Regions from separate parts of the Homo sapiens genome. Here region 1 is linked to region 2. Evidence: chromatin contacts called from ENCODE Hi-C or POLR2A ChIA-PET data. All regions are on one chromosome and are shown on one strand. Each heading gives the region's core, a stretch centred on a gene start or an enhancer-like site at or near the end of the contact. The rest is flanking DNA. Distances are from core to core; before and after follow the strand shown. Region 1 overlaps LOC105370982 (a long non-coding RNA gene). Region 2 overlaps RGMA (repulsive guidance molecule BMP co-receptor a).

Region 1 (2,973 bases), core at 242-2,741, 290 kb after region 2:
CGCTTGAGAGGTGAGCATGCGCAGTGTGTTGACTGGAGTCGCAAGCATCCTCTCCTGAGGCCTTCTTCCCTTTTCTGCTGAAATGCCCCCGGAAGGTCATCCTCTGCCATTTTGCCTCATAATGCACATGCTGGAGCCCAAGCCCAATTCCTGAGATCTTATTAAGAAGCTGTCGGCCGGGCATGGTGGCTCATGCCTGTAATCCCAGCACTTTGGGAGGCCGAGGCGGGCGGATCAAGAGGTCAGGAGTTCAAGACCAGCCTGATCAACATGATGAAACCCCGTCTCTACGAAAAATACAAAAATTAGCTGGGTGTGGTGGTGTGCCCCTGTAAATCCCAGCTACTCAGGAGGCTGAGGCAGGAGAATCACTTGAACCCAGGAGGCGGAGGTAGTGGTGAGCCAAGATCATGCCGAGCCAAGATCGCGCCACTGCACTACAGCCTGGGCGACAGAGCGAGACTCCATCTCGGGAAAAAAAAAAAAAAAAAAAAAGAAGAAGAATCTGTTGATCACCAATTTCAGGTGTTTTCTATCTACAGGGAAATTGCCTTTCCCTGGTGCTGGCTGTCACAGTGTGACAACTGCCTGACCATCACCTGGTGGCCACCTGACTTTCCTGTTGGGGTGTGGGTTCGGGGAGCCCTCTTCTGTCCCGCTCATGCCTAACTAGCTACCTTCTGTAACAACCTTAACTAATTCATTTGCCGCAACCTTATTTCCAAATAAGGTCACATTCTGAAGTACTGGGGCTCAGGATTTCAACATATGAAGGGGAGTGGGCACAATTCAACCCGTAACAGCAGGTATAGAGTTTTTTGTGTGTGAGCTGTGTCATGTGCAAGCACTTGAACTTCAGGAATTTTCGCTTTTCCATTTTAGAGATAAGCCACATTTTTTGCTGTGAGATCAACACACTCCTTTCTAAGTTTTTGTCAAAATCATAACTTATGAAAAGCAACTCTGGGGATGTTGACAAAACTGGAAAAACAGATGTCTTGAGCCAACTGGGATCAATATGAGCCGAGCAGAAGCTTGAGAAACTCAGGTGAACAAAAACATAAATAATTGGTCTTGGTTGTTCATTCACCAGTTATCAATTTCACTACTTTGAGCTGATGATTTTGGCAGACTTAATGCCCTGAGATTTCACAAGTAAATGTTCATAGAAACTATTTACAATAACTGTATACCTGCTCACAACAGACTACAGGATTTAGAGTCCCTTTCTTTTCCCTCCTCTCTCCCTCCCTCTCTCTACTTCCTTTTTAGGCATAACTGTTAGTACAGGGCTTTACTTGTTAATTGTTCTTTTGTGATTCTGTTTGTGGCAATTAAATGCAGTGGAGGTTTGGTAATTAGCTGCTGTAATTAGAAACACCTTCGGGTTAGGAAGGTGTTTCCTTTTCATCACTTTAGGAGCTCTAGCACTCCCTTCAAAACGCCTGCACTTGGCTGTGGGGGAGGGGGGAGTGAGCAGCTGCACATCATTCACGCTGGAGGCGGCTTTCTGCTAACAACAACACCTTGCACCCTGCCTTCAGAATTCTCCCTTGCAGCTGCAAGCAGAACTGAAAAGTGTGCAGGGCTGCTCTTGCAGTTAATAATTCCCAGATCTCCTGCAGGCCCCTCGGCGCACACGTCTAGGCTGGAATCTGGACAGCGTTATCCTGGACAATTCAATCCCTGCCAGAAAGGTATCGCCTCCCCAAAGATTGTCTGTCTGCCTTTCTTCCTATTTTGGGCTAAAGGGACTTTCAGGAATTACATATGTACATATTTCATGTTCCACAATGGGAACGCTTGTATCTCACGTCAAAACAAAAGTTAAAGAAAAATGAAAAACCTCATGAATTGTCCTTTTAAAAATTCTCTGTTTCCTGAAAAACAAACAAAACACCAAAACAAAAAACTCAGACGAAATAAAACCCTGGTGAAAACCTCCAACTGGGAGTACTTGCTGCCTGATCTCCTGGCTGAGGGAAAGGGAAGTAGTGTTTCTAATCCATTATTACCAGACGCTGAGCTTCTGGGAAGAAAGAAATGCATCTTAAATTGTTATTTTCCTCTTCTTCTTTTCCCAGTCTTGACTCCTTTTTCTTTTGCATTGTTTGGCAGCTTCAGATTTCATACCAAGGGAGCTTGCTCAAGGGACTAAGAGGAGTTTGAGGGTGCTCTTTCTGGGTTTAGATCTGTAGGTACCTGCTGGCCTCTGACACCCTTAAAACCAGTGAGAGAAAAGAGATGGGGGCCCAGTACCCGGGCCCTGCTGGGAGCTCTCCTCAGACCGGTGTGCACCCAGAAGTCCAGATTCACTGGGTGGGGGTGGGAAGGGGCTTCTCAAGTTCCCCCAGAAGTACCCTGAACACCCCAAACAAGTAAATGCCTCACCCTCACGTCACCTCTCCTCCCCTCCCCCCGAGATCTGAGGAGGGGGACAGTCTTTTAAGTGGTTCCGCTCAGGTATGATATTTAGAATCTTTTTTAACTTTTAGAATCTTTTTTAACTTTTAGAAAGTCATGGGCCGGGCGCGGTGGCTCACGCCTGTAATCTCAGCACTTTAGGAGGCTGAGGTGGGTGGATCACGAGGTCAGGAGATCGAGACCATCCTGGCTAACACGGTGAAACCCCGTCTCTACTAAAAATACAAAAAATTAGCCGGGCGTGGTGGCGGGCGCCTGTAGTCCCAGCTACTCTAGAGGCTGAGGCAGGAGAATGGCGTGAACCCGGGACGCGGAGCTTGCAGTGAGCCGAGATGGCGCCCCTGCACTCCAGCCTGGGAGACAGAGACTCTTGTCTCAAAAAAAAAAAAAAAAAGAAATTCTTGTGAGTTTGGTATTCTACTCCATAATATACCAACTTTGGTGCTAGGGGAAAGATGATATTTTCTCCACCAGATCTGTGATTAAAATGGATGCTCCCGTGCGGGTGGTGCATGTCTATTACAACCCGGTGGGGGATGCTCTCGTGCG
Region 2 (2,951 bases), core at 183-2,682:
GGGCGGGCACATTCATTCGAGCGACCACAGCTGTACTGCCGACATCAAGCATAGCCCCCCAGCTCATCACGGGGCCTCATGACGTATTTGTTGAATGCCTGAATGTGCCCCCAAATCCAGACTACGACCAGCCACATCGGGGGTGGCCTACAAATGTTTGTGCCAGGAAGGAAGGGAAGAAGGACTCCTCTTGTTTTATGCAACCAACACCCACCCTGGGGCACTTGCCTTAAGGGATTAATCTGAGATCATTAGCAGAGAAAGGGAAGGTCAAGTCCACTCAAGAAGGCGGTTGCCGGAGTTTTCCTGCTCCACCCTGGGGAGGGACCCCTGGCCCCGCAGACCTGGTCCCTGGTGGTCCCGGCCCCAGCCTTGACCTGAGGGCCACTCAGCGGCCCTGCTCATCAAACCGCTCTGATGGAGCCTGCCTGCCCTTTGAGCCCCTCCTCAGTCAGCCTCCCAGTGGGGGCCTGGCCCCACCCTCTGCTCACCCCAGAACCAGAGCCCTGGTTTGACTCCGCCCCTGCTGTGGGGCTCACGAGCATGCCTTGAACACAGGCTGCCTGTGCCCCCTGGAGCGCCCCGCCCCAGCTCGTTCTCTGCCCTCAAGCGAGGAGTAGGTGGGCGCAGTGAGCGGTGGGGTGGACGCGTGCTCTCCTACCAGACCCTGCTTGTAACCTGGAGTGGGTCAGTTGGCTTCTCTTTGCTTCTGTCTGTCCGTCTGTAAACCAGGGCAATATCTGCTTTCTAGGGTTTTTGTGAAATTTGACAAAGCAATGCAGGACTCGTTTCTATTTCCCAAGGAGGTAGACGTGGTGTCCAGAGGACGACAAAGATGGCAGCTCACCATGCACGTGGACCAGAGCCCACTCCATGGCTGGGCGAGCTGGGCAGTGGGTGACTGGCAGGAAATGGTCAGCTTGGAGGAACGGTGCCCTCGAGGTGGTCAGTAACGGGAGGGCTGAAGAGAACAGCGGCCAGTTACTAAGAGCACACGGTGGGCCGGCCGCCGCGCTGCATGCATTACATTTCATCTTCAGGACCGCCACGTGAGGGAGGTGGCGTCATTGTTCCCTCACAGCTGAGATAGCTGAGGCTGCAAAACAAGGAAAACCCACCCTTTTCATGCAGCCAGTAGGTGACAGAGCTGGGAGCCTGGATCGGGTCTGGTTCTGGAGCCCGGGCCCTTCCTTCGGTCTGGGTGTGTCTGTGCCCATGCCACTGTCCATCCCTGGCCATCCAGGCCCGTGAAACACAAGGTCCCTCCCCCTAGGCCAGGGCGTGGCGGGGTAGGGTGGGGCTGGTCCAGTGGACAGAGCTCTTGCATCGTTTCCTTGACGGGGTGCTTTGGGGACTGCTGCTTCCCATATTGCCAACTGCCTTATGTCCTTTACAGTCCTGCGGTCAGCATGGCCCCGAGCCAGCTCACCAGGGTAATAAACTGCCACAAGCCCCTTCTCTGTAACAGCTGACGCTGGCCTTGTTGCACAGATGGAGCTCAGAGTGAGCTCAAAACCAATTCCCCAGACAGTGTCTGAACACGTCTTTGTTCTTCTCTGGGCAGATCTGCTTGGCCAGACACATTCTGCTTTGGCTGAACGGCCTGGAGAGGGCTCCAATTCCTGCTGGGGAGAGCTGAGGGAGCAGGTTTGAGTTCAGATGTGGAAGAATCCAAGTGCCGTCTCAGGGTCACCCTGGGCAAGGACAGGGTGATGCTGGGCGACATGAATGTTTTCGCCTTGGGATCTGGGCTGCCTGGGATCACAGCCCTCATTCCGGAACGCCACTGACATTACGAGCGTGCCTTGCACACTGGCTGCCTGCAGCTGTCTATTAATTCAGACCATCCTGCTAGGACTTTCTGAGAGTGTTAGTTTCTGTTCCTTTGCCTTCAGGGTTCTGCTACTAACACCATGTCTATATCTTAGGGAGGGAAGGATTAAAAAGTCGAAATGTTGAAAAGCCCTGCAGGATGGGGAAGGTGGCTAAGGAAAGCTGTTGATAGCAGGGTTGGGGGCCTTGGCTGTGCCGATTCAGAAGGTGGTGGTTTCCCAGGGGACAATGGGAACTTCCACGGAATGAGGTCTGTAGACTCCTGGTTAGAGGGTTTGGGGGGCAGGGGTCTTCCCATTGCAGCAAGCTTCTTTCCATTGTTTCAAGGGTTTGGTAAGTAAGGCCAATCAGACCAAAGAGATGTGATTTCTGGACCATACCTGAGATTTGCACACAGGAAAGTGCAGTCCCTGCCCTTGTGTGTCTTGTCTGCTGGGAGACACAGGTATGCGAGGGCGGAGGGTGGACTGTTTCTTCAAGATGCCCTCTCCCCAGTTCTGGCTGGTCAGCCTGGGAGTATGTCAGGGCAGGGGTGGCGTGGCATGCAGGAGCTGCCCCATGGACATTGCCTTAATGAACGAAACTGTTAGTTGTTTTTTTTTTTTTTTTGAGACGGTGTCTTGCTCTGTCGCCCAGGCTGGAGGCTGGAGTGCAGTGGTGCGATCTCTGCTTGCTGCAAGTTCTGCCTCCCGGGTTCACGCCACTCTCTTGCCTCAGCCTCCCGAGTAGCTGGGACTACAGGCGCCCACCACCACGCCTGGCTAATTTTTTGTATTTTTAGTAGAGATGGGGTTTCACCGTGTTAGCCAGGATGGTCTCGATCTCCTGACTTAGTGATCTGCCCGCTTTGGCCTCCCAAAGTGCTGGGATTACAGGCGTGAGCCACCGCTCCCGGCCGAAACTGTTTAATATTGAGTGCCAACTTGATTGGATTGGAGGATGCAAAGTATCGTTCCTGGGTGTGTCTGTGAGGCTGTCGCCAAAGGAAATTAACATTTGAGTCAGTGAACTGGGAGACAGAGACCCACGCTTAACCTGGGTGGGCACCATCTAATCACCTGCCAGCGAGGCTAGGATAAAAGCGGGCAGAGGAATGTGGAAGGGCTAGACTGGACGAG

Evidence for each region. Hi-C counts contacts between places; a loop is a spot of excess contacts on that map. ChIA-PET counts read pairs that join two places held with the same protein, here RNA polymerase II (POLR2A). Pooled maps may share reads with other maps.
Region 1: a map of transverse colon shows a loop between it and region 2 (4-fold over the local background). The contact joins two enhancer-like sites. A Hi-C loop is called at or near these places in 3 of 168 maps with a recorded cell type or tissue (MCF 10A, heart left ventricle and transverse colon) and 13 of 50 pooled maps. POLR2A ChIA-PET finds 5 or more read pairs at or near these places in 2 of 52 experiments (HEK293 and activated T-cell).

Annotation. Positions count from the first base shown.
Region 1 is chr15:93,330,385-93,333,357 of GRCh38, forward strand. All of the region lies in intron 5 of LOC105370982 (a long non-coding RNA gene), which reads left to right. Among named protein-coding and RNA genes, the nearest start is that of RGMA, 240 kb to the left of the region's middle. RefSeq lists enhancers at 1,064-1,665, 1,666-2,265. Within about 2 kb of position 1,492, at least 3 of the 41 ENCODE cell types and tissues checked have a DNase peak (open chromatin) inside an H3K27ac peak, as active enhancers do.
Region 2 is chr15:93,036,144-93,039,094 of GRCh38, forward strand. It overlaps RGMA (repulsive guidance molecule BMP co-receptor a), which reads right to left. Exons shown (of 4, transcript NM_020211.3): 4 at 1-2,951. Among named protein-coding and RNA genes, the nearest start is that of RGMA, 52 kb to the right of the region's middle. RefSeq lists an enhancer at 48-187. Within about 2 kb of position 1,433, at least 13 of the 41 ENCODE cell types and tissues checked have a DNase peak (open chromatin) inside an H3K27ac peak, as active enhancers do.